Linked DNA regions of Homo sapiens: regions 2, 3, 4, 5, 6 and 7 are each linked to region 1. A link is a loop called in an ENCODE intact Hi-C map of the cell type or tissue named here. Cell type or tissue: A673. All regions are shown on one strand. Region 1 overlaps LOC107986781 (a long non-coding RNA gene). Region 2 has its middle 71 kb from the start of ITPRID1. Region 3 has its middle 50 kb from the start of PPP1R17. Region 4 has its middle 32 kb from the start of NEUROD6. Region 5 overlaps ITPRID1 (ITPR interacting domain containing 1). Region 6 has its middle 2.6 kb from the start of NEUROD6. Region 7 has its middle 26 kb from the start of ITPRID1.

Region 1 (4,000 bases):
TGGCTCTGTCTTAATCAAAACATTACTAATTTGGGATGAGGAGAGAAGAACACTTTAACACACTTACATGTAACATTTATATATTATGGATAATATTGTGAGTATTTATGAATAAGAAAATTAGGATTCAGAGACTTTCAATAGGCCATGCTTTTATTCCATGTTTGTAAACCACCTATAAAATGCCAGGCACTGTGGTAGGCACTAGAAATAGAGAGTTGAGAGGCAGAATGTCTGGACTCAAGGAATTCATAGTCTGGCCAAAAAGACTAATAGTCTACAAAATGTACAAGTTGCTATTGTTGAATTAAGTATAAGACCCAGGTTTTGGATTCAGACAACCAGCTAATCAAGGACAAGATGGGGAGTAATATGACCCAGTGGCCACTGATGTAAGAAAGACTTTGGAGATTGTTTGGCTATAAGCTCCATGATTCAAGAGCAAAATACTGCCATCAGAGGCACTAATATAGTACTGGAAGGTATTAATGACAGTGTAGTCTTCCAAAGAAAGCAGAAGATAAACTAGAGCTGTGAGAAAATTTGATCCTAGCCACAGCATTGGATTTACTTCTGAGTAACAATATCTAGGAGGTGACGAGAGATATCTACAAAGGGGAGAAGATCTAGAAACCAGTGGTAACCAAGATAATGATGACTCTAAAAATCATGCCCCATGAGGAATGGTTAAAGACAACCAAAAAAAAGGAAGAATTAGAGGAGTCTTGGTAGCTGTCTTCAAATATCTCAAGACCTGCCAGGTTAAAGGAAGATTGGACATCAGCCCCTCTCCAAAGGGTAAAATACATATCAATGAGACGAAAATGTGTAGCAAGATCTTCAAATACTACAAACACAGCAAAATCAATGGAGAGAAGACAGAAAAGCCCAAAGACAGTGGTCAGCAATTGAATCAGCTTTCTCCCTGTTTATCTTATACAGGGTGTCTGGACAAAAATAATGGTACCTAAGATGGTTTGTAAGGAGGAGACTGCAGTGAGCACCTTGTCCAGCAATCTGCACCAAAGGGAAGCATTTCATAAGCACCCCTGCACAAGAAGCCAGCTGTAGGATGGAATCTCTGTTCTCTAGGAAGCTGAGATTGGACAATCTGAGTATGAACAATACACACCTAACTGACCACAGGGCAAGAAAGAACATAGCCAAAGTCCCAGGGAAGGTCCTGTTCCTTTAGAATTTAAACTTGAGGACGTTGCTAAACCCTGAGAATTCTTCCCTGGAAATGTCTCTTGGGGCAGACTTTTCCCCTCCAACACTTGCCATGCTAGTCCTTATCACCTCAATCCCAATTCCACTACCTAGTTCCCAAGTGACATTCCTTCTGCTTTAATAGGACATTGAATTTTTGTATGGGGGGTGAGGGGATGGAGGGGGTTGGTCATGAAAGATATTTAAAGAAGATGACTTTGAAAGTCATGCAGGGAAAAAACTGAAGGAGTAATGTTGAGCCCCTCAAGATGAGAAAGTGCATTCCCACCCCTCCCTCTGTGTTCAAGACTTCCCTTGCAATGTTTCTACTCATAATAATAAACAACGGCCACCAACATTCACAGAGTGCTCACTGAATTATTCTCTAGCTTTTTTTCCTGAAATAAAGCCTTGCGATTTATCCCATCTTACAGATGAGTAAACTGAGGCACAGAGAGGTAAAGTAATCTGCCTAGGACCTCACAAATAGGGGTAACTCTTGGTTTCCCTCCTCCCCCATCTGAACACAACCTGCCTCTGAATTCAACCAGCTATGCCAGTTTGCCAACTAAATACCTAACTGTTTCTTATGTCAATTCAAGGCCTTTAAAACCAATAATCCTTCATCATATTTTAAATAATGAGATTATGTATAGTGGAAATAACCCTGAGTTGAGACTTGTTTTCAAGTGACTTCAACAGTGTTTTGGTTGTTTTTCTTCCCTGGGCCTCAGTTTCTTGTGAAATGAAATCTGGTTTCTTGATGGAAAGGGCCTCACAGGTCTCAGGCCGTCTGGCTCCTGGTTGCAGTCAGTTGAATGCAGCACAAGCAAAAATCATAGTTTAATAGAAAATATCACTAAGCCATTTACATTCATCTTTTCTTTTTACCATTACAAAGTCAAGCTAACCCCAGTCATATCACGTTGAAGAAAAATCCCAACCTTTTCTGACTTTGGCAAACCCGTGTTGAGAAAGTAGAGAGAACTTGCGGCAGGGCCGCCCAGCGCGGCGGGGACAGCCGGGGGACGCACCGAGGCCACCGTGCTCGCGCAGCCCCGGGTTCTCACCCAGGCCAAGCCTGGCACTTGGCAACCGCATTATCCTCTCCCTGAGCCTCTCCTTTCGGGTCCAGAGCTGCGCGGATTCGAGACAATCCCTGGATCAGACTGACCTCTAGGGGCAGCGCGGCAATCCGCAGCCAGGCTCCCGCGCACACAAAAGGAGACACCGAAGGCTTCCAGCTGGAGCCGGCCAAGAAAATCTGCGTGGAGTGCTCTCAGATGCAGACACCACAAAGCCAAAACATTAACATTTTGCTTGCTATTTATTCAGCTTCTCTGTCTTTAATTCCCCCTCGCCAAGTAGCCTCCAAATGTGTCTCTTCGAGTATCAAAGTGATCACTTTGGATTAAAGTATTCTTTCTCAAAAGACACCTTAATTAAAATGTGTGTGGTGGGGGAGGAGGTGGGGAGAAACCTCTGTACTTTTCATTTTTCTTATGAGGAAAAGAAATGAAATGAAGTAAATGGTTAAAGGAAGTTGGGGGGGGCGCCTTTTGCAGCATGAGATAGAAAATGTTATTTTAAAGCTATTTCTTTCTCGTAATTGTTTAAATACTTTGAATGGTGATGGCAAGAATATAGCAGCAGTAGCAGGTAACATTTACTGAGTGATTAGTATGTGCTAGGCATTAGTTCTAAGCGCTTTCATTTATTATGCATATTTTATTATGAGGCAACTAAGGCACAGAGAGGCAAAGTGACTTGTCCAAGGTCACACAGTTGGCAGGCTGCAGTGAGGATTCTACTCCAAACGGTCACACTCATAGCCTCCTCTTTTTTCTTTTTTTTTTTTTTTTTTTTTTTTTTTTTTTTTTTTTTGAGATGGAGTCTCGCTCTGTCGCCCAGGCTGGAGTGCAGTGGCGCGATCTCGGCTCACTGCAAGCTCCGCCTCCTGGGTTCACGCCATTCTCCTCCCTCAGCCTCCCGAGTAGCTGGGATTACAGGTGCCCGCCACCAAGCCCGGCTAATTTTTTGTGCATTTTTAGTAGAGACGGGGTTTCACCATGTTAGCCAGGATGGTCTCAATCTCCTGACCTCGTGATCTGCCCGCCTCGGCCTCCCAAAGCGCTGGGATTACAGGAGTGAGCCACCGCGCCCAGCCGCCTCCTCTCTTGACTACTATACTGCAATCTCTTTTAAGCTGCAGCTCTCAAGGCATTTTTCAAAACTGAATTTACACTCTCAACACCTTCACCCATTAATGGAAAAGCTCTGCTAACACCTAGTAACTCAGCACCCCAGTTCACAAGGAAAAGTCAAGGTTTCTCATGGAGGAAAGGGAGTGGTGTTTTCCATAGGGCTGGATCACTGTGATAGGTAAGGACCCAACTCTAAAGATCAATCCCAGTGATTCGGGGCATCACTTACAAGTTCTTTGAGTGAAGTTCTTAAATTATTGGCTTCAGTGTTCTCATCTCTGGAAGGAGAATAGTAAAATACCTTTGTCATAAAGTTCTTGTGAAATGATACGAGATAATGCACGCTAAAGTCTTAGTACAGTGCCTGGCACAGGCTAAGCAATCAAAAAGGTACCTAGTTATTTAGCGTGGTTCTTACTGTTGTTTGTTATTAAAACCTCCCTAGGCAGGTTCAGGGTGATGGAGAAAAAGATGTTTATAAAGTTGATCTCCAAAGAGAAGAAGCAAGAGGAGATATATATATATATATATATATATATATATATATATATATATATGTGAAAGAGAGGGAGATGAGAGTGTATTTC
Region 2 (4,000 bases), 250 kb before region 1:
GGTGTTAGACATGAAATATTATCAGAGAGGCAGAGCCATGAGAGTTTTTTTATTGGGGTGAAGACATGATTGAAGAAAAGTTTTGTTGCCACTTATAGGATTGGAGGGGACAGAAGTAAAAAAAAAAAAAAAAACCTAGAAGTTTCTTAAATAAATTCAGGTGTGACATGATAAATGTTGGCAAGGGAAATGAGAAAAAAAGGGTGACTTTAAGAGAGACTTCAAAGGAACAATCTTTACGACTGTGCATAGCCTCAGTAGGTAGAGAAATGTAAACCAAAGCTGATACCAAGATTATATGCTTAGCTGACTGAAAAATGCACCATTTCTGGCCAGGCACGGTGACTCACACCTGTAACCCCAGCACTTTGGGAAGCCAAGGCGGGTGGATCATCTGAGGTCAGGAGTTTAAGACCAGCCTGGGCAACATGGTGAAACTCGTCTCTACTAATAATACAAAAATTAGCCCAGTGTGGTGGCGCGTGCCTGTAATCCCAGCTACTCGGGAGGGTGAGGTATGAGAATCGCTCAAACCCAGGAGGCAGAGGTTGCAGTGTGCCGAGATCGCACCATTGCACTCCAGCCTGGACATCAGAGCAAGACTTCATCTCAAAAAAATAAAAAGAAAAATGTGTCATTTCTTTCTCAAAAGAGACAGAGGGTAGAGAAGGAAAAGGAAACAAATGTGAGACTCAGGTTTTACCTTTTGCCAGTACAGTTTGAGATGGTCATGATACATTCAAATAGTTATGTCTATCAGGCTGAAAGTTAGAACTTGAATGGAGAGAGGTTTACTGGTATGCTGATAAATGTTTAACAACTGGCTCTCCAGGAAGGAAAGCACCCTGGTTTATATCATTTGCCAATTCTGCGGCGTAAATGCTTCCACCATGGCTGATTTTATGCTGCCAACCTGAAGTCACTGAATGCAGAGTTGGGAAGAACTGCCTGTGGGGACTGATGGGAGGTGACCCCAGAACAGCACTGGAAGATGACAGGGATGGAGACTTGAAAATCAAAGAAAACATAAAGTCAAGTCCTGCATTTTACGATGATGAAACTGAGACTGGAAATGGGACAGAGAAGAGAGCTGAACTCTTGAAAGCAGTAGGATGGTTTAGAGGCAGAAGACCAAAGTGTCAGAGATTTAGCCTTTATCTCTATACACAGAGCTTGGTGCTGCTGCAAAAACAATTCATTTGAAGATCAGGAAGATTATGATATTTAAGGTAAGAGAAATATAATTCCCAATGATTATCAGTAGATAGAAGAAAGATAATGCTCAGAGGGTTGGTTGCAATTTTCTATTCTACCTAAGTTCTGATTGGCCTATTGTCTGTCATCCTTAGCTGCTAGCACAAATTACTTCAGGTACTAATTTTCTGAGCTTGTATGCACATTCTGTTTGGCTTATTTCTGCAACAGGTCAAAAGAAGGAAATGAGCCTGTGTGTTCTTATCTAGGCATTCTCAGAGAAGGCTACAAACCCATTACCTCTCACATCCATTCAGAGCACTGTGACACCAGGAGCATGGTGAGAGCTCATCTGTTGTCTTTGGGGATCTTAGGGATCTTTTCTTACTTCCTCATCATGACTCCTAAAACCTTATTCTAAAGAGCCTGCCTTGGGAACACTTGCAGCTTTTACTGCCCCCTAGTGGATATCACACATTACTTCATCCTTCACGGCTTTTATCTGCTGAGAGGGATTAGAGATCTCATCAAGCTCTAGGGTTCAAGGAAAGCCCAATAAATAGCTTTCTCCTGATAACTTAAACTTCAATAATGCGACGGTTCTCAATAATCTTAGCACTCTGAGTATGCCCAGCATTCCTTTTAGGGAAATACAGGTTCATTCAACTTCGTGTGTGACACTAGATTGTCCCCCAAAAGTCTCATTTAAATGTTGTTTTAGCCTCGTTTCTTATTCTAAAGCTTTTTAATCAATTGAGAGCATCTGAGAACTTGACTTTAAGAAGGAGGAGGATCTCTTGTTCTATGAGTATTCTATGGGTTTCTTTCCATTTTGTGGAAATAAAAATAATCACAATTTTCTCTTTAAGCTTTTGACCTTTGTGAGATTAGACCCTGTAGTCCATTAAGAGATCTCAGACACCAAAGTTGATATGGCCTTCAGAAACTTAAAAAGCCATATTAAAATTTTAAGTGTACAAAGACTACATTGTTCACCGGGCCCTCTTTGACCTTGCTAAGAAAATGTTTATAGGGAAACATCTGCAGTCTTGTGTGCAAATACTTAGGAGCGTAAATCAAATCTACAGATAACGTCTTTGAAACCCACTTGTAACTCACTCATTCTTTATTATTGGGTGTTCCTCTCAATTGCTCAATCAGCAGAGTCAATTTACTAGTTACAACTATGATTTTACTTTACTTATGCAATCGGAATTAAATTGGCCTTTTGACTATGACTGTAAGGCTTATTTTATCATACACAAAATACCCATCCTCACATCATCCCACCCCCAACACACACACACATATCTACAAAAGCTTTAAAGGGGAATATAGCCCTTTTCTGAAGGTTTTCTTAGAGATGGGTAGGATGTCAAGGAAGGGATTATACCACACTTTAAATAAAAACCATCTTAACTGCATAGCAGGGTTTCCAGTCTCCTTTCATTCTCAAACTTCCCCTGTCCCTCCGTCTCCTCTCTGCTCTCTCATGTTGGTCCTTCTGGCCTCCTCTCTGTTTCTTTCCCTCTCTGCCCATCGTTCTTGCTAAGGTGATCAATCTGGTCTGTTCTTGGATCCTCTCAAAACCTTATTCATACAAAGCCCATTTGAGAGAAAATGTACTAAATATTTTCACTTTAACTTTTTGTCCTACGATAAAAAAAACTTCTTTGTGATGATTATTGTGCAAACACGAAAGTTTGCCCTTGGACCAAATTACTGATGTCATCCACATGGAAGTGGCAAATGCTGATGCTTCTGCTCCTCCTTATTTCTTCTCCTCCATACAACGTGTCTCTAGACATTCCTCCGGGAGCCAGCAGAGTGGAATCACTGCATTATCTGTGGGCTCTTGTACACAGGCCACTTGGGTGTCTACACTGAGGATAGTCCTGATCTCACTGGAACTTAGACAGGAAGGAATGCTTCTTTTCAAATTGTTCCTAATACCACTACTCTCTTTCCTCTAAATGAAGACAGCTGTACTAGTGTATTTTCATTTATGGGCCGTGACCCACTGGGAGATCATAAAATCAACTTAGTGGGTCACATTGGGAGTTTTTAAAAAATGAAATATAATAGAAGAAAATATCAGGGTGCATCACCTAGGAAGGGTGACTACCGTTTTATGCAACTTTTCAGTCTTATCTAATGCATAGCATATCTCCTACTGTGACCTGGAAGTCAAACATATCTGAAAGTTTGAAAGACACTTTTTCCAGATTTTTTTTTTATGTGAAAGTTCAAAAATTGTCTCCAAGTAGACGTGGGTGGGGGAAATTAGGCATTGTCCTGATCTGTCCCTCGTGTGCCTTGTATCAAAGTAAAGTGTCCCACTGGGTCTTTAAGGGAGACAGTTCTCAAATATTCTCCCGGCAGGCTTTCAGAGGGTGTTCCGCTGGGATAGCTGTCATTACAAAACTTTTCTTTTCTGCATCCCACAGGCCTCTCCCTTTAAATCCCGCTTCATATAGAGTCCAGTTCTGTCTCCAATTTTGTTAAACTGGGACTCCCCATTTCTCCCTAGAAAATCTACTAAAGCTTAGCCATCATTACAATCTTCAACAGGGTTATATACTTAACAACTTCAAGTATTGGCTATCTCCTTCTCAAGGGTTAATGAGCTCTGGTGTCCCTGAGGGGGTGTGTGTGTGCTTGCCTGAAGGGAGAAAACTCTCCCCTATACAGTGCTTCTCAGACTGTAGTGGAGATGTTGTAATAATGCAGGTTCTGAGTCTGTGGGTCTGGGGTGGAGCCTAAGATTTTGCATTTCTACCATGCTCTCAGGTGGTACTGATGCTGC
Region 3 (4,000 bases), 540 kb before region 1:
GAGAACATGCAGGCTGAGAGTGCTCTGTGCCCCGCTTCAGGTGACACAGGTGGCACCTGGGGATGCTTCTGTTCCAACCCAGGTCTTCCTGAGTCCCAAGTCTTATTTTTTCCTCACCAGCTGGCCACCATCTCCAAGAAGCCCCTGGGCTTGCTGCCCTCCTGGCCCATGGCGGCTTGGTGCTATGGGAATTATGCCCCCTGGGATGGCCTTGCAGAAATGCCTCTCCTAGCTGGGTTGCTTTTCAAGCAGCACCTGTGATATGGCTTGGCAGTGTCTTCACCCAAATCTCACCTTGAATTGCAATAATCCCCACCTGTCAAGAGCAGGGCCAGGTGGCGATAACTGAATCCTGGGGGCAGTTTCCCTTATACTGTTCTTATGGTAGTGAATAAGTCTCGGGAGATCTAATGGTTTTATAAATGGTAGTTCCCCTGCGCAAGCGCTCTTGCCTGCCACCGTGAAGATGTGACTTGCTCCTCATTCACCTACCGCCATGATTGTGAGGCCTCCCCACCCATGCGGAACTGTGAGTCCATTAAACCTCTTTCCTTTGTAATTACCCAGTCTCAGGTATATCTTTATTAGCAGCGTGAGAACAGACTGATACACCCTGATTCCATTGAGATTGGGCTCATGTATCCTCTCTTTAGCCCTTCTCACCTCACCCTCGACTCTTCCTGGGTCTCGCACTGGCCTGCTAGGCTGCGTGGCTGGAGGGAGGTGTACACTGAGCATCGTCTAAAGCTGATGCCAGCACTGGGGCACAGGAGAGGACTGGGTGACAGCAGCGGAAAGGTGGGCAGGGATAGGTAAAGGAACTCCAGCCCAAAGGGGAAGGAGACAAATCCCTATGGGCATCTACTAGGGTTTTTCAGGTTTTCTATGCTGTTATTTAACCTATATAACAGTCCTTTGAGGCAAACAGGGCTTAAATCTCTGGTTCTTACCTCTCCTTATTTATGATGATCAAAACTAGAGTGTTTTTGAATGGTTATTGCAGAAGAAATGGACTTTTTTTTTTTTTTTTTTGAGATGGAGTGTCGCTCTCTCACCCAGGCTGGAGTGCAATGGTGCGATCTTGGCTCACTGCAACCTCCGCCTCCTAAGTCAAGCAATTCTCCTGCCTTGGCCTCCCGAGTAGCTGGGATTACAGGCACCCACCACCACACCTAGCTAATTTTTGTATTTTTAGTAGAGACAGGATTTCACCATGTTTGCCAGGCTGGTCTCGAACTCCTGACCTCAGGTGATCCGCCCACTTCAGCCTCCCCAAGTGCTGGCATTACAGGCATGAGCCACTGCACCCAGCCTGGACTTACTTTTCTACACTACAATATCTTGGAGTAGAGGCAATGTTTTATATTTGAGAGTGAATTCAGACTTATGTTGGCATGTCAGTCTGAACTACTGAAAAGCTACATTTTTGATTCTGGGTTTCAAAAGAAACAGTTTTATTGTATATGAAGCAAAGAGACCAAACTAGGTTAATGGTGGTGGTATTCATTTATCTATATATTTTTTTCTATAGCTATGGTTAGAATTAGAAGAGTTGGTGGGGTATGGTGGCTCACACCTGTAATGCAAGCACTTTGGGAGGCTGAGGTGAGAGGATTGTTTGAGGCCAGGAGTTCAAGGTCAGCTTGCTCAACAAAGTGAGATACCGTCTCTACAAAAAAAAATAAAAATAAAAATAAAAAAGTAATAAAATAAAATTAGCCTGGTGTGGTGGTGCATGCCTGTAGTCCCAGCTATTTGGGACACTGAGGCAGGAGAATCACCTGAGCCCAGGAGTCAAGGCTGCAGTGAGCCATGATCACACCACTGCACTCCAGCCTGGGTGACAGAGTGAGACTCTGTTTTGTTTTGTTTTTTTTAAAGGGGGAAAAAAAGAATTAGAAGAGTTGTTATAATGAACAACTAGTTTGTAATTAGAACATCAACTGCGTTAAGTGGCTACTTTGCAGATGCCTGAAGGAAACTTGATTCGGCCTCCCCACCTAATTTTACACTGAGCCTCCCCCCACACAAGGGATTCTCATAATTTGGAATATCATGTCTCCTTTTTTGTGCACCCATAGCATTAACTCTATAACATTTTTATCTGTGAGAAAAAAACATTTTGCCAGGCAGAAATAAACCTCAACCTTGCATGAAGGATCACAACACATTGAACACGCAGATTCCAAATCAGTGTTTCCCAAGTGTTAAAGGCTCTAGCATTAGCAAGCAACTGCAATGTGACAATTTTTCCTGCAGGTGGCGGTGGTGTGTAGGGAAAAAAGCCACACGGTTGGACCAAGGTTTCCCAGGATAGAGAAGAATGGAGGCTGGCTTGGTACGTTCCACTCAAGTCAGCAAACACATATTGAGCCCTTCCAGTCTCCAGGCACTGCCTTAGGTGTGGGGTGGATCCAGTAGGAGTGAACCTGGGTCTCCAGTTTGGGGAACTCACAGTCTTAGGGAAGAATGTGTCCTTGTCTATTAGGCAGGATTATTCGGGCTGCCCTTGGAAAACTTAAAAATCAAGCCCACAGCCAGTTTTTCTCTGTCTACAGGCCTCATTGTAGGGACAAAGAAATCCCTAAGGCAAGCCTGCCCACATTTCCAGGGAGTACCTGCTGGTACAAGACCTGGAACGAGAGTGCGTCTTTGCATGTGCTTGGCTGTTCTCATGGGCGTTCATCTCCCCACTGACTCTACAATCAATCAGCCCTTTGTATTTGTGGGTACTACAGCCTTGTGTTCACTCAACTATGGATTGAGAATATTTGGGGAAAAAAAATCCACAAAAAAATTTGCACACAGCAATGCACTGTTGAATCCACGTGAATGTGTAGGCATTGTATTAGGTATTATAAGTATTCTAGAGATGATGTAACATATATGGGAGGATGTGCATAGGTTATATGCAAATACTATGCCGCTTTATATAAGAGACTTGAGCATCCTTGGATTTGGGTATGAGGAGGAGGTCCTGAAACCGATCTCCCACAGATACGGAGGGATGACCGTATATACAATTTCGCCACTTCTGCAATTATAATCTATCAAAGGCACAGAAGAAGACAAACAACATGCCCTAGAGCCACAGACCCAAAAGGAAAAAGAAACGGTTGTTTTTTCACCTTCTACTCAGGAGCAGACATTCTATTTTGTAAGCATTATTTCATTTAACATTTATGACTACCCCAAGGTGACAGAAGCAGCTGTTATTCTCACTTGACAGATGAGGAAACTGAAATTCAAAGTTCACAATGTCACCTAACATCCACAGCTACTAAGTGTCCAGGGCAGGATCTGAAGTCTGACCCCAGCGGATAGATGCCTTCTGTATGGTTTGATGAGGCAATAGCAGGCCTGGGACGTTTGCTTATACTGCCCTCATGACACTTAAAGGCAGTGCTTTTTTTTTTTTTTTTTTTTTTTTTTTTGAGACAGAGTTTCACTCTTGTTGCCCAGGCTGGAGTGCAATGGCATGATCTCAGCTCACTGCAACCTCCGCCTCCTGGGTTCAAGCGATTCTCCTGCCTCAGCCTCCCAAGTAGCTGGGATTACAGGCATGCACCACCATGCCTGGCTAATTTTGTATCTTTAGTACAGACAGGGTTTCTCCATGTTGGTCAGGCTGGTCTCAAACTCCCAACCTCAAGTGATCCGCCCATCTCAGCCTCCCAAAGTGCTGGGATTTCAGGCGTGAGCCACTGCACCCTGCCTATGCAATCCTTTTCAAATATTAATCAAGTGCTTACAAATCACCTATGGATCTTGTAAAAATGAAATTCTGATTTGGGTGGGGCGGGAGGCTCTGCATTTGTAATGAGCTCCCAGGTGACATCAAAAGATGCTGATTGGGGGACCATACTTAGAGTAGCAAGGCTTCAATTTGCAGAGGTCCCTAAACTTTTAAAATAGTCTCGGCAACTCTAGGCCAAAAGATATTCCTAGTCTACTTTTTAAGTTATTAGGTCCAAACAACTAAAGTCTTTATGTTCTAACA
Region 4 (4,000 bases), 180 kb before region 1:
CTCACTAGGAATTTGATGCAATTCATCTCAGATAATTTGAGGTATGAATGATCCTAAGTAGAAATGCAGATGTGTGCTTCTAGGTAAAGTCAGGTGCTAATAATTACATTGGTAATTCTTCATTATAATGAGGCTATGTCTGCACCCTGGCCACCACCTCAAAACTTTGCTCTCCTGTTAGGCTCACGACATTTTCCACTGGAGGGGATGTGAGGCCAGTTGTGCTTTGATCTATGTTCACAAGTTCCTCTCCATTTAATACAGATTTCTTCCTTCCTTCCTTCCTTCCTTCCTTCCTTCTTTTTTCTCTCTCTTTTTCTTCTTTCCCTTTCTTCCTTCTTTCCTTGATTCCCTCCTTCCTTTCTTTCTGTCTTTCTTCTAGTTGGGAAAAGTATGTCTTTTGGGAATGCAGTAATAATTATATTAAAAAGATTTTACACACACATAAATGTAATGCTAGCCACACATTCTGTGGCTGTTTGATGTGCTGCTGAAAGTTATCTCCCTGTTGGATTTAATTAATCATCTCAAAAATATCTAGGATCCTGCACCTACACAGGTAAGCACAGAGAAATTCTAAAACGACCTTCATTCTTAGCAGACAGAAGGTTTGCTGAATCACTCCCAAATGATTCCTTGGTAAGGGCCCCTTTCTTCCTCACATTGCTCCTTCTCCTCACACACAGTGGCCCCGGTGGAGGGAGGGGTTCTGTGGCAGTGGAAATGTCTGAGTAGCTACACTCTCCCTGCCCCAGCAAGATGCTGAGTTCTATTAGTCAAAATCTACCCTGTATCAGTCACCATCAGCACTTTCCTTCATATGCTCCTCTCAACTCTGGGAGGAAGACAGTAGCCTTGCCTCGTCTGTGTCCAATGCATTGGCAGGCTATGTATATCTATACATGTATCATTGAGCATGGTGGCCCCGGTGCTTGCATCACAGCCCTTCGACTCACATCTGTTTTCAGTGACAGCTTGTCTGGTTTCAGATTCACCCACCTTAAGTGTGTACCATGTGTCTCCACTTTCTGTTCTGGGGACTTCTCCACTCTGTGGTAAAATGCATCATCCTCAGAGGCAGCCCTTACTCCATATGGGACAGGAGCTGGCAGACAAATGGCCCAGCCTCCCGGAGGCACTCTACCCTGCTGAGGAGGTCTCCCTGGGCTCGAGCCTCTGCCGTGCTCAGCAGCCCCTCCGTGACATACCCGAAGGTCAGCTTCTCCTTATTCTGTGTCACCCTCAACTGGGATCCACAATTTCCAAAGAAACCACTGTATCACGTCCTTGTCTCGGGCTTTGTTTCTGGAGGAACCTCTATTAAAACAAAAGCTATGTCTGGCACCTAGTAGGTCCTCCATGAAAGTAAGTTCTCAGCCCCTTCTTCTTCCCATTGTAGAAATGAGGACACTGAGGCCCAGGGGTTCTGAGTAACTTGTCCAAGACCACACAGCCTGAGACCCACAAAGAAGTCAAATTGAAGGCCTCTTTCTGGTGGTTTCTATCTCAAAAGCTGCCTTTTGCTCTGTCCTGAACAAACCAATGAGGACCCCTAGTGGCATGAACAGAATGGACATGCAGGAACTGCAGATAGTGCCTTTGACCAGCCTGACCCCGATTCTGGGAGAAGTCTAGCCTTGCAAGTCAGCAACAGGCTCCTAATTAGGCTCCCTCCCGGGTGGTGCTGAAACCATGGGGGCTGTCCCATCAGATGATATTTCTCTTTCTTGTAGAGGAAAGAAGAGCATCTTATTCCTAGGTTTTCAGGGAGGCTCTCTCTCTGGATGTCAAAGCTCCCTTTGCTGGTTTGGACAATGTCTAGCCTCTCCGGCATCAGACAATTGCTTTGTCAATTCCTGAAGTGAGGGAGATCCCTGTCTACCTGATGGAGCATCAGCAAGGGGCAGGGAACAGGTCTACATCAAAACAGCGTTCAGACAATAGGGCATTAGCTGAGGACCAAACTGCCTTGTGTTGGGGCATCCTCCCACCAGGGTGGGCACAGAAACCCACAGGCCTCCCAGAGTGCAGTGCATTTGCAGAAACTCTGCTCCTTTCAGAAACCTTTGCAGCCCACAAGCATTCATTCAAGAGATGTTTGATGGGTGTCTTTGTCTTCGACATGCTCACACCTTTCAGCCCCCACGATGTCAACCATATGCTCCTAATGAGCAACCCGTGTTTATTATAACAGGGTCTCTTTATCGTGCATGCCCTGTAGCCAACTGTGTCACACTCTCTTCTAAGAAGCTTGGGTATGTGGAGTCATTGTTCTGGGCAGGCTGGATCAAGAGCTACCGGAGGTTGTGCAGTGTCGAGGAAACAGATGGAACAGATGGGGACGCTGTGGCAGAGCACAAACCCAAGAGAAGAGCCAACGGGTGCTGGACCAGCCGCACAGGGTGTAGGAGTGAGAAGGAGGCAGAATTTGGCTTTACTCATCTTTTTTCCCAGCTGGTGAATCCACCTTCTTCTCCTTTACCTGCTTCCTACCTAAGGTATAATTCATGTGTTAGAAGTCCAGGCTCCCCTAAATGCAGGGCAATCCCCCAATTCCTCCTCCTCTAGGACCGCCTGCTTAGAAGAAAGACAGCTTACAGACGTATAACTTGGGGGAAGCATAAAACAAAATAAGCTAAGTACAAAGGGCAGATATGAAACAGATTTTTTTCAAGGCTCCAACTGTGGTAGATATTATAAGCAGAACAGATTTCATATGGAAGACATTGACAAGGAATAAACATAGCACCCAAAGCTAGCGTTTTCAAGGATTTGCTTCTTTGAACATAAGGGCTTTTTAAAAAATCACATTTTTATCAAACAATGAGCAGCAAAATCTCTCCCCCAAAATGGCAAAGGCAGATCAAACCTAGGTATGGGTTACCTGTATTTGCAGGAACTGTTTCAAAAATCCCATTTCAATTTGCTATGAAAGCATGCGTTGCCCTGGCTTTCTAATCTATGTTGAAAGCTCAAAGGTTAAAGAGACTTGGCTGAATTTGTCTTAAGATATAGCCTTTGTTCTGATTCAATCATTTATTTGAATTTAATATTTTAAAGGACACTTCAAACAGACTTCACAATGCACTGTTACCATCCGGGCCATATTTATTGTTTAATATTTAACTGGGGAGATTTGTCAAAACCCTTAAGAATTAATGGTTGCAAACTTGTGGAGTTAAAAGGCTTGTGGAGGAAACCATTTGCTAACAACAGGGAGACAATGGCCCTGCAGGCTGGGCCACCAGAAGGCAAATACACATTTGGGGGTCTAGTGGCCTGGTGAGCCCAGCTACCCAGACAGCAGGAAGTGCAATTGCCTTTAAATAAATATTCTAATGTGTTTAACTTCTGAACTATAAAGCTCAGCTTGCGCCTTAAGAAGAGAGGTGAAGGTGAGAGCAAAACAAACTGTTATTCCATGCCTTCTACAAACACACACAAGAGAGTCCCAGGGCTCAGAAATGAACCAACTGCATTGAAATGCACCTCTGACTAAACGATCTTAAGACCTGGAGAAAAACATTTTTGATCATCAGGATCCATGGATGTTGTCTATATTTTTATGATATCAAACATCAAGAAGAAAATGAGAAACCTAAATATCTATATATAGGTGAATGGATCATGTTGCAGAGACAACATATCAGGGTGGCTTACTGAATTTGTTCATTCAGATATTTCTGTGTTCTGTAGAGCAACAAAGCTGGGATTTTTCATAGCTCTTTATGTCCTTCACAGTGTGGTCCAATCATTTCAGTTAAGTGTCCCAACTATGCCGATTCCTACGAAAATAAAAATGGGTGATAATCTGTTCACTAAAGCCGAGAAATGTTATAGAATATTTTACAGACATAGTGCCGACCACCAGACTGAGGAATTGAATGCCCAGGCTGAAATTTTCGGCAGGAAAAAATATATTTTCCTGTGAAGAAGGCAAACCACCAGCAGAACCCCATGAATACCCCAGACTGACAAGCATTGGGGCTGGGGCCAAGGG
Region 5 (4,000 bases), 440 kb before region 1:
CTCGAAGCAGTTACTATTCTTGAATATAAGCTTCATATGCAATGTTTGCTATTAACCCTCTTACAATGAATGGATGAAATTATACGTTAGAACACTAGCACAGAGTGATATGTTAGAGCCCATTTGTCCATGTGCTGGCTAGTTTATACCAGTCTGGTTGATATGGCATAGCTGTGTCCCCACCCAAATTTCATCTTGAATTGTAGTTCCCATAATCCCCACATGTCATGGGAGGGACCTGGTGGGAGGTAATTGAATTATGGGGGCGGTTTGCCACCCCCATGCTATTCTTGTGACAGTGAGTGAGTTCTCATGAGATCTGATGGTTTTATAAGCATCTGGCATTTCCCCTGCTAGCTCTCATTCTCTCTCCTGCTGCCCTGTGAAAAAGTGCCTTCTGCCGTGATTGTAAGTTTCCTGAGGCCTCCCCAGCCACACAGAACTGTGGGTCAATTAAACCTCTTTTCTTTTTTTAAAAAAAATTATTTTAAGTTCCAGGGTATGTGTGCAGGATGTGCAGGTTTATTACATAGGTAAACTTGTGCCATGGTGGTTTGCTGCACCTATCGGCCAATCACCTAGGTATTAAGCCTGGCATGCATTAGCTATTTTTCCTGTTCCTCTCCTCTGACCCCCGCCCTCCCCTTACAAGCCCCAATGTGTGGTGTTCCCCTCCCTGTGTCCATGTGTTCTCATTTAAACCTCTTTTCTTCATAAATTACCCAGTCTTGGGTATTTCTTCATAGCAGCATGAGAACGGCCTAATACACTGGTCCAAATGAAAATAAACAACTACAAAGGGTCCCTAAAAGGTAGAAAGAGTAATTTCCTCCAAAAGAGGTATACTTGTGATATAACTGTTGCCTTTCATTAACTGTACTTGTGTAAAGCACAAAAAACAAACCAATGTTTGAAACTCAAGCAATAAAAAATCAGACATTGGGAACCTCACTTGAATGATGAGATCAAATGGTGGAATTGGGCATAGTTCTCTCAGGTGTAGAGGCTTATTTATCTTGTGTTTGTTTTAGAAGTGAAATGCCTGCATGTCAATCGTTTTGAGAGATTCACCAAGCAAAATGTGGGCCAGGTTACTGATGGTTTAGTTTCTTCAAGAGGCTAAAAATCCTTTCTCTTTATAGAGTACCTTCTCAACAACCAGACTATGCACATCTAGATGTAGGATTTCCAAATTCTAAATATTCCCTTAGAGTCATAGAAATTAAATGAGACAAAGGATGAGAAATCACCTAGCTCAGAATGGCCATGATGGATTATTAAACAAACAGACAAATACAAATGTACATCATTTATCACTCCCACACCCTCACACCTAATATGTAATATAACATATCACACCTAATATGTAATACATTGCCTTTAGGGAAGGCAATATGGCATCTGGCAAGAGTAATGGCAGTGGTACCAGCACGCCTGGCCAATCCCACCCCACCCAGTTCCTTCAGCTAGCTAAGCCAAGACTAGGGGAACTTGAGACGTCTCATTGCCCTCAGTGGCATTTTCCCTAGGCACTCAATATGCCGAAGGAGCCACAGTTCTTCCTTACTCTGCTCCAGTGGGGCCTTGACTTCCCACCTGGCACCTACCAGTCCTTTTCCTCCAGCTAGATCTTATCACCTAAGCATTCTATTGCCAGCTGAATCCTGTTCCAAACCAGTTGTGTAAATGGAATCCTTCACCACCACCAAGCCCTGCACAATTTTTTTCATGCCTCCTTAGACTGCTGGTTCCCCCATCCTGCCTATCCCATAGCTTAAGGGGGTCCACTTCTGTACACTGGATGCTATTGAAATCTAGTTAGGCTCCATGCTGAACCATCTAGAAAATTTGAAGCCTGCTCTACTGGAGTCTGATTCTGACTCTCCTACTTAGAGGCTGTGTGATCTGGAGCTTGCCTCTTACTCTCTCTGAGTCTGTCCCCTCATAGGGAAAGTAATGAATATGGTAATACTATGTTACTTGTGGGGTTGCAATAAGGATAATATCCAGTAATATATTTCTAATAATATATAGGCTACATAATGTTATATGTAAATTTTTGCTGCAGGACATCATTATTAATATTATCTGTTATAACTCAATCTTCGTATCATTAATAATAATCATGGTTAATACTAATATTAATTAGAAATTACCATTTTCAGCACACAAGTGTCTTCATGGAGATGAATTTTACCCTCCCAATTAGGGGGACCCTGCTTGGGGCAGGACTACTCTACTGACTTGTAAGTTGGGAAACATTTCTGCCTAGGAGGAGACAGACGCCTCAGGCACTTTGTGGGAATAATCACCAGATGGCAGCATTACACCAACCACAGAGTGGAAGAACCTGGTCCCTGCCAAAGGACCTTTGGAATGGCTAAAATTAGTAAGAAAAGTCAACCTGCTTTTCTGGGCTGGGCTGGTCTGGTAATAAAAGCTTCTGAATTCTAGGTGGAAAGTTCCTGTTTAAAATAGTCTGAGTTCACAGAAGCTATAAAATTGAAAGTTACATGGGAAGAGGGAGAAAAAGCAGAGGTGATGGGGTGTCAAGTGTGATAAAGTTGTGTAGAGCAAGAGAAATGTTTCAACCTCAGACTGTTTGAAGTTAACTGTCTTCATCAATCAATTCTACTTTAACTATTTTATGGTCAAGTTCCTATCTCTTCTGTCCTCCAATGGTACAAAATTCTGTGACAGCTCTGTGGTGAAGCTGAGTCACCAAGCAAGTTAGCCTAGAGTTGGAATGGACATTAGAGATTAGGCAAATGCCAATGCCTTTAAGAGCTGGGCAGGTGGCATAAATATGTGAAACAGCTAGACTTCAGGACAATGGGCGGTAGTGTGAATTGTTCAGACCAGAGAGCAGTTGTTCCTTCTAAGGCATTTTACAAAATTAATTTTCAATGTTTTGTAGAACAAACAAAACCTCTCTATGTTCCCCAGGTTGGAAGACAGGATGGTGCCACCTCCCTTCCAGAACACTCCTTATAGATGGTCATTTAGCTAGTGCTTACTCACTTTTGGTGACAAGCAATGACTCCTATCTGGTCAGAGAGCATCATACGTTTTAGGAAATTCGTCTTTGTATTGGCCACCTCTACCTTAGCATTTTACATTTGTCGGTCATAGCTCTGCTCCTTGGAGTAGTGCAGAATGTGTCGAACTCCTTTCCCAAAGACAGCTCGCTTGGACTCTCCAGGCCTTTCTCCTCAGCGTAAATCTCCCCAGACCTGGCCGGTCGCGGTAGCTCACGCCTGTAATCCCAGCACTTTGGGAGGCTGAGGCAGGCAGATCACGAGGTCAGGAGATAGAGACCAGCCTGGCCAACATGGTGAAACCCTGTCTTTACTAAAAATACAAAAATTAGCTGGGCATGATGGTGCCCACCTGTAATCCCAGTTACTCGGGAGGCTGAGGCAGGAGAATCACTTGAACCAGGGAGTCGGAGGTTGCAGTGAGCCAAGATCGCGCCACAGCACTCCAGCCTGGCGACAGAGTGAGACTCTGTCTCAAATAAATAAATAAATGAATGAATAAATAAATAAATAAAAATAAAAATCTCCCCAGACCCTTTAAATCAGCTCTCACAGGGCAGGCTTTTCAGGCTGTTTGTGTCTTGTACTTTTGAATAGGCTCTTACTTAATGCTTGCTGTAAAACCTGTCACCCAGCTGGGCTTCAGTAGTAGGGATGACGGTCTGACCAACATGGAAACGAGGAGGACTGCTCTTTTCCTGCTGCTAGATTTCACTTCCATACACACAGCCTAAGGTTGTGTTAGTTTAGTCAGAAGTTGTGTTCCCAGTGTTGGGTTACACTGATATCAGTCTCTATTTTGAAATCAATAAATAAATGTTTAGAAACCTAAGTGAATGGTTTAGTTTATATCCTTGTGAAATTTGATCTAGCTTGTTTGGGACCATGGTTCCATCCTGTCATGGATAATTTTTATTTTTATTTATTTATTTTTTGAGAAGGAGTCTCGCTCTGTCACCCAG
Region 6 (4,000 bases), 150 kb before region 1:
GAGTCAAAAATTACTCCAAAATAGATCTTCAATAAGATTTTGATGAACTAATGAATGAATGAACGAATGAATGACATACAGCTATTAAACAGCAGGATCAAGATTTGAAACAAGGTTAGTAAAATGTCAAAATACTCTTTGTCATTCTTACCCTTTTAGAATCTGACAAAGAAAGCCTTTCCTTAGAAAAGTGCATGTATGTACATACGTGCCAATTTGCACAGCATCTTGGGAGGCTCAAGGACCTCTTCAAATCCATCCAGGAATCGTCTGTGTTAAGAGAGCCTGCACTTCATCATACCATCACCTAACATAAAACTTGATTTTCAAAAATGCACTTTGCATAAAACTTTTGCAAAAACATCTCTTGCATAAAGGTCTTATAAAATGGTCTTACTTCAATCTTACAAAATGAATGAATGTAATAGGAAAAAGAAACAAATTGTATTTCTGTCTTCTATGTTTAAAAATAATCACTACATTACATGTATTGGAATAGAACAATAATTTCTAATTCAGTATTATAAAAAGTAGTAATTAGGGTTAACACATTATTCTTAATATTTTTAAAGCCTAAAGAAAACTGTACATTTCCTTACAGTGAGATCACAAAAGTTAAAACATCATCTCGCTACTTGTGGCTGGAATTATAAGAACTCAGTCCAGTAATACTAGTTTTCTCATACTGGTAGAAGTTTTAACTGGTAGTGTTAGATGCCCTTATTTAATAACAAATGAGAAATAAAAATTAAATCTGGTTTGGTCAGTAAAATGTTCCATGGGGGAAAAATAATAAAGAATATTTCCGGAAAGAGTGCTGTTTGAGCAAAGCATAATAGAAGACTGAATATTGCAGTCTATGAGCCACATAAACAACAAATATAATTATTACATAATAATAAGATAATTCAGTGTAGTCTTCACCTTGAAGTAAATCTAATAAGTAATCCAAAAGTTGCCCTCAAATTATTACAGATTATCTGTTTAGTCTACATAATCCTCATGTGTATATATAAGCAACATCTTTGTACCATCTATGTTTAAATTATATTTTTAAGCCCTCTAAGGACTTGAGGGAATGAGGTTGTTTTATATTTTGCCTGATAATTAAAACACTTTTACGTAAATTCCAAGGACTGTTTTCCAAAGTGGGACACTGCCACAGCCATAAAACTATTTCAAGCCAATGGGGATCACAAAGTTAAAACTCTAGGAACTAACACTGAGGAGCTTGCTCACAAGCTTCATGAGCACCCTGAAGATCTGTCTAAGGCAAGAAGAAGAAGAAAGACAGAAAGACAGAAAGACAGGAAGGAAGGAAGGAAGGAAGGAAGGAAGGAAGGAAGGAAGGAAGGAAGGAAGGAAGGAAGGAAGGAAGGAAAAGAGAGAAAAATTCAAAATTGATCTCAGTGTGTGTTAGTACCCCACATCTGGGGAAAAAACTCTGGTCCTGGGCTTGTGCTGCTTGATCCTGTCCCAGTCCACATTCTGTTGCCTTATACCCTTGGAGAATTGAGAAAAATGCCTGTCATGTTTCAAACTGATCTCAAATGATGAGAGGACTGTGAAAAAGGGAGTCAATAGAATTCCCACTTGCTAAGACACAGGCACCAACAGGATGACATAAAAAACAACAACACTCGAGCCTTAATTGGGACTTTTGGTTTTTATTGTCTTACAACAGAGTCAAAATTATATCTAAATTTTCCGTGGCTCATTTTTATGAGTGAAATATGAGCATTTACCCAGTGAAAGCAAGAGATAGGCAGACAGACAGACATTGGACACGTTTTAAAAAATATAAAATTGCATGGCCCCAGAAGCAAAAATCATATCAATTAAATTAATACCAAAATGAGTTAGAGATATGAACTTTGGTATGCAGTAGTTGTTGTAAAATGAGAAACTACATTATAGAAATGGTGATAATACACTTCTCATACTCTGCATATTCATCTATAAGTCAGAATGTATTTCTGTTTGGAGTATTGGTGTTAACATGCTTTCTTAGCAGAGAGTAGAACAGCCCTTATGGTGTATGTTATGAATGCATATTAACAGCACAGGCATTTGCATATCTGGAACTATAGTAGAAAATGCATAACAAAATTTCTTTTGAAAGATTATTGTACAAACACACTTAATTCTTGCTAAATCTTGACATAACAACTTTTTATTACCCCCACCTTTTTTTTGAAAAAAAACAAAAGACTAAAGCATCCAAACAATAGATTAATAGTCAGAAAACCTGAACACTAATTCTGTTCCTCCACCCCGTCAGCACCAAAGGTTTTTCTTTCGTGTTCAAAGGCAGGAATAGCACAGCCTCAAATGTTTTTATCGATAAATTGCTTCTCATTTTTCTGCAAATGCCAAGATAAAATATAAAATCTACCCTTTCAATGAAGTACATCCATGGTAATTTTCTACTGGCATATCATGTCATCTATTCCTTGGATTTTGATTTTCATGTTTGTGATGCCTTTAATACAATGCAGCTTTTGGAGACTTTGCAAGTTTAGAATATGGTGCAATATACAAAATTCAAGACAGCACTGGCTGCTTTGTGGCTCATGACTCTGATACTTACGCTCCTTTACATTTAAAAATTAAATCATATGGGAGACCAACAAAATTCTGCAACTGGCCTTCCTATAGAAATTCTCTATGCTAATATAAAAACTGTGTGTACTTCTTGAATTAAAAGCCATCTGAAATATACTCAATGCACCCATTACCAAGTAATATATTCTTAAACAACAAATTTTACAATGGCTATGGTATATCTGGCTTTTTAAAAAACAGAAGCTAGGCCAACCTACCTATTTTAACTTAGGAGTTTATAGCCTGACTCTTATTTTAAATTTGCATTTTTTACTGGGCCATTAAGAGAGAAAAATTATCTGCTTTTACATATTTGATTCTCCTTTTTGCCAGCTTCCCCAACATTTCTAGAACTGTCCAGGAAAAGTCAAGCAACTTTTTGAAGAAGGTGGAAATGAGTGGGGTATGACAGAAGCAAAATTGAATTTAGTGTGAGGCCCTTGGTGCCAATTTGGATCCAAAGTGCATTAAAGCAGCAGAATTCTAAACCTTGCAAAACTGGGATTTATAAGGGGAATGCTAACACAGATTCAACAGTTACAGCTCTGCAGGGATTACTTTAATACCAAAAGCATACTCTCTCACTTTATAGAAAGAGATTACTCAGTTGCCAAACAACAAAGGTTGCGTTTATTTGTTTATTTTAAAACTTTTACTTATTTTTTTTAAGTGCACTTTTTACTTTACTGGCAGGCAATCCTGAAATCAAATGTCCTTTATAGGGGTGGGGGCACGGGAGAAGAGAAAACAGGAGGAAGGTGGAGTTTGTCTCTGCCTCCACAGTTCGTATTATCTATAAGGCTTTGCCAGCTTTGCTTAACTGTTTCCACCCTGCTTTTGTTAAGAAGAAACCAAAAGTGTGGAGCGGGGAAAAAAGATAAATCTGAAATACACCTGACAGGGAAAAACAACTGGACACTGATACAAGAACAAGAAGATATTTAAATTGATGTTGGTCTAGAGAAAAATGTGAGGACAAGATTTTTAAGAGAAAGAAAAAAATCTGAAAGTCAAAAAAAAAGAAAAAAAAACAAAAACAGGAAAGCTAATCTTTGATTAAAATACTCAGCAGAATGTCAGGGAGAGGAAGACAAACACCTAAGTGATAATTTTTATGTTTATTGTGTCTGAAATGAAATGAGAGGGAACAAGCAAGTTAACGCTGGGAAGAGATAAGGGACAATAAAAGAGTGAAGTTAGTGACTTTCTGCAGAGGACAAAGTATGTAGTTTGAAATCCTTAACAACGGACTTGCAGTGTCTCTGCAAAAGTTGGTGAAAGATACCAGCAAGTGTAGGAAGGGGAGTATTTGAGGATGTCTTTCACAGACCCCAGATGGAGAAGCTGTTCTTTTATTCCAAATGCCTAAGAAGCACAGAAGTCTTACATGTTAATA
Region 7 (4,000 bases), 290 kb before region 1:
TAAGTAATATGGACTTATCAGAAGGTTTCTGGCGTAATGCACGGAATGAAGGAAGCAGGGCAGCATCCCAGGGCCAGAGCCTGGGACGGGAAACTCACCACCATTCCAGCTTTCCATCCATCCAACCTTTCTATCAGCCAGCCTGTTGTTTATTTCATTCTCTCCCAGTGTGTACACATTTTCTCCTTGAGGCAGGGAATCTGGCCGCAGGGAGTTTGGGGTCCAATTACGAAAGAGGCATCATCTTTCCTGTTGGTTCCGGTTAGAGTAAACCTCAGGGAAGTAATCTGATGCGTTCAACTTGGGTCCCAGTTTCTTCTGTTGACCCATCACTAAGTCCAAGCCATGACTGCCCAGCCTGGGTTCCCCAGGGACAGAGATCAGTCAGCACACAAAAAAGCGACAATGTGAGAGAAGCAGTCACAAAGGATGGTGGTGGAAGTGCACAGCAGACATAAAAACAAGTGTCCAGGCCAGATGCAGTGTCTCACACCTGTAATCCCAGCACTTTGGGAGGCCAAGGCAGGCAGATCACCCGAGGTCAGGAGTTCAAGACCAGCCTTGCCAACATGGTAAAACCCCATCTCTACTAAAAATACATAAATTAGCTGGGCATGGTGGCACATGCCTGTAGTCCCAGCTACTTGGGACGCTGAGGCAGGATAATCACTTGAACACGGGAGGCAGAGGTTGCAGTGAGCTGAGATCGCACCACTGCACTCCAGCCTGGGCCACAGAGTGAGATTCCATCTCAAACAACAACAACAACAAAAAAACCAAGTGTCCACCATGGCAGCTAAAGGAGGCATCTCTGGCAGAGTGGGATTGTGCTAATCACACTCAATATCCCAAATCATATACAATTCAAATATGGTGCACATGTTTTGAAGTAGGGAGCATACGTCTCACCGTGGCTTACAGATGCTGCATGATGTGGCATGCTACCTCGTCAATCTTGCATGGCATGTTCCCCTCTGCCTAATGACACTGCTCTCCATTCAGGTCCTGGACCACACACAGCAGGCTCTTTCCCTCCTAGGACTTTAATGCATTTCATTTCTTCTGCCTATCAGGGTTTCTCACTTGTTATTTGAATTGTTAAGACCTTGTCATCCTTTAGGGATGGTGTCCTCAGGAAGGGCTTTCCTGAACACCCGATTTAAGTAAACCTTATTCTCTTCTTGTTTATCAGAACACTTAGTTTAGTTTTCCTAACACTTCACAAGTTTGATACATTTATTTGTTTGCTTAATTGTTCATTTTGCCCTTTCCACTAGACTGTAAGCTCCTTAAGGGTAGGTACCCTGTCAGATTTCATGGATCGCTACTCCCAGCATCTGAGAATGTGCCCTACCCATAGTAGAGGCTCGATAAGTATTTGTTGAATTAATAGATAGACAGATGAATTCATTGTCCAGATGAATGCAGCAGCAAGTGAGAAAGAAAAAGCAAAAATGAAACCGCCCCCGCAAAAAAGTTAAGTGGGGTATACCGAGTGGATGGGCCAGGAGGGCCTGCTGCAGGACTCGCACAGGGCTGCTGCGCCCCCGAACACCAGGGGGCGCCATTGACATGGACTACAATGATACCCGGGCTCCTTGGAGTTAGTATGTCCAGCCCACATCCTTTCACGGTTCGGTACATCTCAGTTAGAAACAAATGAATCAATCCTAGAAAACCACAGAGCTTCGGGGTTGCGTTGAATTTCAGAGCAGTGCTTCCTAAGCCATCTGTGATGAAGGAACATTTTTGTAAAATTATTTCTAATCCATTGCTCACCAAAACTCTTGTAAACTGCGATACTAAAAAGAAATTGCTTAAAAAAAGGAAATAACAGAAGACATACAAAATTAAAGCCCAAATTTGCAAATGGGTGGAACACACATAAAATCATTCTGGCCAATTACTATTAAAATATAGAAACACTTTGACCTTCTGTATATTCCAGGCCAACTACAGTTTATAGAGTGCCACTGGTCACTAATGACCAGTAATGTAATGTCAATGAGAAGGGCAGCAAGTGAGGTGAGTCGGGTAAGAGCAGAGTCGGGTCAGATACTGTCTTTATTTACAATTTTAAAATTTTGTTCATCATGGATTTTTTTCACCAATTTTGATTTTTCCAAAAAATATTGTATTAAGATATTTTCTTGATTACTGAATTTTTGGTGCTTCCTTAATTTTTGTGTCCAAGGTAAATCCCTCAGTCACCATTCCCTAGTCCCAGCTGTGGGAAGAGCATAAGATTTTCTATTATACACAGAGAAAATTAGGCTAAAAGAGGTTAATTGCTCAATATCAGTGGATAAGTTTCAGGGGCCTTAACACAGGTCTAACCCCAAATCTATACAGGTTCCATTGCATCATACAACCTCCCATGCTGAGCAAGCGCTATTCATTCATTCATTCACTAGCAGTGCCCCCGAAGATCTACTTTCAGTGTGCAGGACCTGTGTAACTGGGAATGAGTACATCTGGAGCAGTAAGTAATGGGTAAGTGACAGGTGACCTTGAATGTGAAGCTGAGGAATATGGATTTTATCTGGAGTTTGTAGGTTCTAGCTACTGCATTCCAGAAGTGGTAGGTCAGATTTATATTTAGAAAGTTCATTCTGAGAGCAGTAGGGTGAATGAGTAGACTGGAGTGGGCAGAACTAGAGGCAGGTGCCCAAATAAAAGGATACAGTAATCCAGGGGAAAGATGACAAGGGAAGTAAAGATGTTGGCCATATTGGAAAGGACCCTTATCATTGGTATCATGAGGGTTCAAGAGAAGAATGAGAATGAATCACCCCTGCTACCCCCAGGCTGTGCCCGGGCATGCTCATTGTGGTAAGGAAACACAGCATAGGTCTGTTGGAGAAACCAAGCAATATATAACTATGTGTATAGGGGGTGGGGAGGGATAAGAAGGAAAACACAGTAATGAGAATCTGAAGTAAGGAAAACGGGTACAAGGAGACATGGAAATGCAAGAAAATGGTGAAGGAGAGAGCAGAAGGCAGGCAGCATCTGCGTGCTCAAGGACAGGAGGAAGGAGGAAGGCGGGAGTGGGCGGAAACAGCAGTCAGATTCTCAGCAGCACTAAAATTGTCCCTGCCACTTGGCAGGAGGCAGTTCAGACATCGCAGATCCAAGAGCCTTGTCCTTTCCTCATTCATGTAACTGCACAGGGAGCCAATTGGTGAGATTCATGGACCAAAGGATCCCTTGGCAAATATCAGTTCTATCCTCGGTGATGTTTTAAGCCCTCAAAGCTTTGTTTATCAAAGTGATGACAATGACAATGAGTTATTTCTGCTAGAGTAGACTATAAAAAATTTAGTCTGGCTGATAAAAAAGTTTATGAAGTGCAGTTCAAACATATTTATAATATCTCTTAGGAAAAATTAATTTAGAATAAAAATAAATACATAATAGATACTGTGAGTCAATCTTTAGAGACCCAAATGGCACTCTTGATTAATGACCATTTTTCACCCATATTATGCATTTGATTCTTTCAACAGTATTATAAAATAGAAAGGGCAGGGATTATTACTTCCATTTTGTGGAAATGAAAACTGATGCCTAGCAGGGTGCAGAGATTTGCCCAAGGTTACACATATGCAAGGTGGCAGAACTGGCCCTAGGACCTGGCTGTCTTGACCAGAGCATTTCTTCCACTAATTTCCAGGATTCCACCCAAAGCAGCCTGAGTTTGTGGCTTTCTGGGAAGTGCATCATGATGATCATTCATTATCCTCTCCCGAGGATCTGCTGAGTAATAGTTTTTAAAGGATCACATTGCTCCCAGGGAGGCAGCTGCAGAACCATGGACTCACAGTCAAAAGGCTTAGATGCTCCCACACTGTAACTTACCATCCCTATGGCTTAGGGCAAGACACTAAACCCTGGACTCTCAGTTTTCTTCTCTGCAAAAGAGTGGCAGTTGTCCCTATCTCATTAGGTTGTTATAAAGTGCTATTTTCCATCATAATAGCAAATAGGGGACAAAGCG

Evidence for each region. Peaks named below come from ENCODE experiments on the same cell type or tissue, not always from the same donor. Only the 100,000 strongest peaks of a DNase experiment are listed, where the experiment ranks them.
Region 2: a loop joins it to region 1, with 7 times the contacts of the local background. A loop is called at or near these places in 8 of 110 quality-filtered maps.
Region 3: a loop joins it to region 1, with 13 times the contacts of the local background. A loop is called at or near these places in 11 of 110 quality-filtered maps.
Region 4: it touches region 1 in a loop (7-fold over the local background); 7 of 110 quality-filtered maps call a loop at or near these places.
Region 5: a loop joins it to region 1, with 9 times the contacts of the local background. A loop is called at or near these places in 30 of 110 quality-filtered maps.
Region 6: a loop joins it to region 1, with 7 times the contacts of the local background. A loop is called at or near these places in 2 of 110 quality-filtered maps.
Region 7: it touches region 1 in a loop (11-fold over the local background); 11 of 110 quality-filtered maps call a loop at or near these places.

Annotation. Positions count from the first base shown.
Region 1 is chr7:31,191,487-31,195,486 of GRCh38, reverse strand. All of the region lies in intron 2 of LOC107986781 (a long non-coding RNA gene), which reads right to left. Among named protein-coding and RNA genes, the nearest start is that of ADCYAP1R1, 140 kb to the right of the region's middle. In A673, a CTCF peak has its summit at 2,389 (motif pointing left); a DNase peak (open chromatin) is centred at 2,366; H3K27ac peaks cover 398 bases.
Region 2 is chr7:31,441,213-31,445,212 of GRCh38, reverse strand. No RefSeq gene overlaps it. Among named protein-coding and RNA genes, the nearest start is that of ITPRID1, 71 kb to the left of the region's middle. In A673, a CTCF peak has its summit at 1,663 (motif pointing left); DNase peaks (open chromatin) are centred at 1,642 and 2,412; H3K27ac peaks cover 1,487 bases.
Region 3 is chr7:31,734,833-31,738,832 of GRCh38, reverse strand. It overlaps a transcript of PDE1C not described here. Among named protein-coding and RNA genes, the nearest start is that of PPP1R17, 50 kb to the right of the region's middle. In A673, a CTCF peak has its summit at 2,240 (motif pointing right); a DNase peak (open chromatin) is centred at 2,282.
Region 4 is chr7:31,371,088-31,375,087 of GRCh38, reverse strand. No RefSeq gene overlaps it. Among named protein-coding and RNA genes, the nearest start is that of NEUROD6, 32 kb to the right of the region's middle. RefSeq lists an enhancer at 2,898-3,517. In A673, CTCF peaks have their summits at 1,363 and 1,564; a DNase peak (open chromatin) is centred at 1,527; H3K27ac peaks cover 317 bases.
Region 5 is chr7:31,632,420-31,636,419 of GRCh38, reverse strand. The region is part of intron 10 of ITPRID1 (ITPR interacting domain containing 1); the gene reads right to left. It also overlaps a transcript of PDE1C not described here. Among named protein-coding and RNA genes, the nearest start is that of PPP1R17, 53 kb to the left of the region's middle. In A673, a CTCF peak has its summit at 2,315 (motif pointing right); a DNase peak (open chromatin) is centred at 2,319; H3K27ac peaks cover 1,017 bases.
Region 6 is chr7:31,341,303-31,345,302 of GRCh38, reverse strand. No RefSeq gene overlaps it. Among named protein-coding and RNA genes, the nearest start is that of NEUROD6, 2.6 kb to the right of the region's middle. In A673, no CTCF peak of the experiment used is centred here; DNase peaks (open chromatin) are centred at 1,212 and 1,502; H3K4me3 peaks cover 470 bases; H3K27ac peaks cover 4,000 bases.
Region 7 is chr7:31,486,351-31,490,350 of GRCh38, reverse strand. No RefSeq gene overlaps it. Among named protein-coding and RNA genes, the nearest start is that of ITPRID1, 26 kb to the left of the region's middle. In A673, CTCF peaks have their summits at 1,344 and 1,551 (motif pointing right); a DNase peak (open chromatin) is centred at 1,590.